Regions from separate parts of the Homo sapiens genome. Here region 2 is linked to region 1. Evidence: chromatin loops called from intact Hi-C (ENCODE). Cell type or tissue: CD4-positive, alpha-beta T cell. All regions are shown on one strand.

Region 1 (2,500 bases):
GTCAAGTGCTAATGTGGCATGTGAAGAGAATTCAGGCAGAATGACTGCATCTTCACTTTCATCTTGTGTGATAATTTTAGCTTTGAGTACTGCAAGTGTTTGGGAGAAATGGTAGAAACATAGAATATCAAAGAGACAAGCAAACCAAGAGACCCAGAGAGGCAGGCAGACGGAACGTCAGGCAGTATAATTTTACAAAACTAATTCAGTGTTGTGTCTCTCTCTGCAAATGGCAAGGTATCGGGAAAGGTGCTAAGAGCTAGTGCTCCGGGTGGGGCAGGATTATCTAAATAGAAAACTAAGCACTGATCTCAGGGGGAAAGTTTAAACTTGGAAATCTCTGGGTTTGGTTTTTTGTTTTTTTCCAATGAAGTTTATCAGTGTGGCAGCACATCTGCATTTAATTAATGACAATTTGGGTGAGGCACAGAATTAACTGTTAAAAACAACTATTTCTATGCAGCCATAAAAAATGATGAGTTCATGTCCTTTGTAGGGACATGGATGAAACTAGAAATCATCATTCTCAGTAAACTATCGCAAGAACAAAAAACCAAACACCGCATATTCTCACTCATAGGTGGGAATTGAACAATGAGATCACATGGACACAGGAAGGGGAACATCACACTCTGGGGACTGTTGCGGGGTGGGGGGAGTGGGGAGGGATAGCATTGGGAGATATACCTAATGCTAAATGACGAGTTAGTGGGTGCAGCACACCAGCATGGCACATGTATACATATGTAACTAACCTGCACAATGTGCATAAGTACCCTAAAACTTAAAGTATAATAATAAAAAAAAACAACTATTTCTGAGATAGATAAATGATAGAGAGAGGGAGATACTGGATATATATACACAGTTAATGACAATTTGGGTGAGGCACGGAATTAACTGTTAAAAACAACTATTTCTGAGATAGAGAGAAAGAGAGAGATACTGGATATATATACACAGGGTAGAAGAATGTAGAGAGAAACATGGGCAAATATATTCTTTTGCACCTACAATTAAAAGCTGTGGAAAATTTGAATATGTTCACTTTGTAACCAAAGACAACCACACAAAATGGAACGGAAAGCATGCTTGCAACAGCGAGAACTGGAAGTATGGAACCTTTCTGTCTTAACCACTCAGTTGCCTAGAAGAATCTTTTTTCTATTTTGCTGCATTAGAAATTAAAGGCATGAGTATTGAGGATTTGGGTAGGTCAGACTTTTATAGTGACAATCACATTACAAAGCACCTCTTAGCTAGGTTGGATAAAGCACCTTTAAACATCAAAGTCTTTTTCTTCTTTCTGGATGAGATAGAAAAATGGTCTCTCCTCACTCTGTATCTAAGGACAGGGGGCTCAGAGAGTTCCAGACTTACAAAGTGAGACTGCAGCAGAGCTGAGCCATGGGACCTGGAGGGACCCAGTGACGGTTAGTCTGCTCCCTCCCACGGGTGCTATAGTAGCCACAACCGTTCAGGAAACCGTCCCCAGGTGAGAACGTAACACACGCAGGGAAAATCCCACTGCTACTAAGAGCAACTCAGCATAAGAATGCATTACCCAGCAAGGGACAGTCAGAGGGGCTCTAAACCAGAGCCCCAAATATTTGAAAACTTTATGTGGAAGCCAGCTATAACAAGTTCGTTTTCCAAGCCGTGCTTCCAGAAGCTGTTAGTGGTTGGTAGTTGCTAAGGGTTTTGAAACTGGAGGACATCATAGCAGAGTGGAATTATTTGGCACAAGGGGCTATGATTAGAATTAATGAGATGAAAGAAAATTCTGGCTAGAAGACTAGAAAAATCCGGAAAGAAAAGATACAGTAAACCTTGGGGGAGTTGTAGCATTTATCCTAGTCCAAGCAGCAAAGAGCAGACAGAAGCCAAATTCCAATAAACAATTGGCCTTTTTACTTTTACAAGTTTCTGCAATTATCACAATGTCTTCAGCTTCTTGGGCAAATATCAACAGGTCCTAAATGCAAAGTGGAACAGTCCTCTGTTTCCAGAACCGAGTAGCTTAGCCCCGCCCCACACACCACCCATGCTCAACCACTGTTTTTGTAGAGGAGTTTGACGCTGTGTGGAATATGGAAACAAACTGGTCTTTGGCGCAGGAACCATTCTGAGAGTCAAGTCCTGTGAGTATAAAACACACTCAAGTCCCAACCTGGGTTTCATTGCATATTAAATAAACTTTTTCTGGCTGGGAAGTATTTGATTCTAAAGAAAGGAAAAGTGAAATTCCAAGCGCAACGCAAGCATTTCATTAGTGTGATTCATTAAGAATTTCCATGGGTTGCCTTCGAGAGCGTTAATCACATCCATTCACTGGTGAGACCCACAGTTTGAAAATTGAGTTAAATTTGAAAAAAAAATTGTCACCATCTCTGTAGACCACAGTGCTTGCTGTTTGGGTGTCTAGACTTCCAAAATGGAACCTCAATCTGTAGTTTCGAGCTTGGAGATTTATCCCGAGCCCGTGACTTAGAGATGTGTA
Region 2 (2,500 bases), 440 kb before region 1:
GGCTAGTACCCTGGTCCTGCACCAGATAACCCTCAAAGGCACCACCATGTGTTACTACACTGTGGGCAGATTGGACCACATCTGTCTCCCAGGTGAAGAGGGGAGATAAAATCCATTTAAAGAGGGCATTGCCCAAGAAAATGTGAGATTAATGGAAGAAGGTAGAAAATGAAATGAGAAGAAGGAAAGGGGAAAAATAAGGAAAGGTACATGAAATCAAGAACTGCACCAGTAAAGAAAAAACAAGGAGAGAGAAGATCCTGGATATTGCTCTTTCTCCAATCTAACATTTTCATTCTTGGTAAAGGTCCGGTGTCAAGTTCATAAATTGAGCATTATTTTTCTGAGAAATATCTGGGCTCTCTCGATTTTTTCAACTATAGCACATGCATTGAAAAGTAAATGAATTTTGAAAATTTGCTAACATGAAATCATTATATCAATATTTTTATTTCAACATTTCCCTAGTTTTCTATGTACCTGTATTCCATTTTTATGACTAATCACTTTGTAAATTAATGTGTAATTGTTTAAGTATCTACGCAATATAGAATAAAAAGTGATACTTCATTGATTTTCTTCTGACAAGTTCCTAATCACTGTTGGGTTTCATCACACTTCCACTGTTTCTATACATTTAAATACAAACTCACAGTAAACATACTTTTAAAAATCGTAAATAGGATCACACTATATATAAAATGCTGTGGTTCAATTGAATAAGAGACAGAAGCTTTTGCAACTCAGAAAGTTTAACCCACCTTATACTTTTTTGCAAGTGTAGTAAGTAACTCACAATACAGAGCTACCATAATGTATTGACTATCTATATTGAAAGAATATTTAAATTTTTTTCCACTTTTTTAACCATTGCATGCAATGTACAGTGCTGTAAGTGTATTTATAAGAGTATTTCTTAAGAAAAATTCCTGGCCAAATGGAAATTTTGCATTCAGTAATATGTAAATAACATATGTAGACATTTATTAATTATATTTCAGCTATCAGAATATCAGAGTATCCATTTCCTGACATTATCAACAAAACTGAATATTAATAGTATGATTCTGAACTCCTTTTGCAATATGACAAGTAAGAGATGATAGAAAGGGCCTTTTCACAAAAATGCAAGTTACGGGAAACCAGTCCTTAAGCACTGAAGTGGCAAGAAGAGACAGCAGTCAGAGGAATCTGGAGAAAGTTGCTGTAACAGTATGGAAAACATTTATATATTTTTTCTTTTCTAACATAAGCATTTAAGAATATATATTTCTCTCTATGCACTGATTTGGCTGCATTCTACAAATCTCATATTCAAACATTTTTGTTTCTTTAGGAGAAGGAGGAGGAGGTGAAAGTGGAGGAGAAAGAAGCATTTCTCTAGCAGTACTGTGCTTGGTTCTGAAGTGGCAGTGTTTTCATTTCTTTCATTCCATTTCCACCTCCCACATTTTGCAGATCTGTGTGTGTGTGTGAGAGAGAGAGAGAGAGAGAGGAGAGAGAGAGGAGAGAGAGAGAGAGAGAGAGAGAGAGAGAGAGAGAGAGACTTGTCTCAGATTGGCTGGGCCAACTCTGTGTTTCCTGTAGAAATGTTTGAACATATGAGAGAGCAAAGCAGAGTGTTTATCTTGTGAGCCATTCTCCATATTTCAGATATAAGATTTCAGTTCTCAGTGAGTCTAAGTGACAGAAGGAATGGAGACCCTCTTGGGCCTGCTTATCCTTTGGCTGCAGCTGCAATGTGAGTTAGAGGGAAATGGAAATGAGCAAAGAGCAGGCTGACTCCAGGACGTTTCTCCCAGGAAAGAGGGAGAAAGAAAGGGAGTTGTTATGCCTGTATGGTTTACTGGGAATTTCTGTGGAAATTGAAAAAATAAATTTAAAGGTAATTTCTAAGGAATCATTAGCCACTAACCAGTCTATTGCTCTTTTTCTGAACAGGGGTGAGCAGCAAACAGGAGGTGACGCAGATTCCTGCAGCTCTGAGTGTCCCAGAAGGAGAAAACTTGGTTCTCAACTGCAGTTTCACTGATAGCGCTATTTACAACCTCCAGTGGTTTAGGCAGGACCCTGGGAAAGGTCTCACATCTCTGTTGCTTATTCAGTCAAGTCAGAGAGAGCAAACAAGTGGAAGACTTAATGCCTCGCTGGATAAATCATCAGGACGTAGTACTTTATACATTGCAGCTTCTCAGCCTGGTGACTCAGCCACCTACCTCTGTGCTGTGAGGCACAGTGCACAACAGGCACCTGCAACCAATACCCAAACTCTATAGCTGGGGCTCTAACTGCATGTTTTATCTTGAGACTGAGCAATGTTTTTGCATTAAGAGGACTTCTAAATTGACACTGTCTCCACACAGAAGCAATCAAATACACAAAACTTGATGTAATAATCTGAAATTAAACTATGAATTCTCTGATCTTTAGATTTTTATCAATTTTAATATAAATAATAGTTTTATTTCAATTAATTTACATGCCATGAAGTTCAGTCTTT

What was found. A loop is a pair of places that touch in the nucleus more often than their neighbours do. Peaks named below come from ENCODE experiments on the same cell type or tissue, not always from the same donor. Only the 100,000 strongest peaks of a DNase experiment are listed, where the experiment ranks them.
Region 2: a loop joins it to region 1, with 3 times the contacts of the local background. A loop is called at or near these places in 2 of 110 quality-filtered maps.

Annotation. Positions count from the first base shown.
Region 1 is chr14:22,490,767-22,493,266 of GRCh38, forward strand. It overlaps TRA and TRAJ47. Among named protein-coding and RNA genes, the nearest start is that of TRD-AS1, 9.1 kb to the left of the region's middle. In CD4-positive, alpha-beta T cell, no CTCF peak of the experiment used is centred here; DNase peaks (open chromatin) are centred at 1,475 and 2,035; H3K4me3 peaks cover 2,430 bases; H3K27ac peaks cover 1,173 bases.
Region 2 is chr14:22,050,826-22,053,325 of GRCh38, forward strand. It overlaps TRA and TRAV21. Among named protein-coding and RNA genes, the nearest start is that of OR4E1, 380 kb to the left of the region's middle. In CD4-positive, alpha-beta T cell, no CTCF peak of the experiment used is centred here; a DNase peak (open chromatin) is centred at 1,526; H3K4me3 peaks cover 798 bases; H3K27ac peaks cover 451 bases.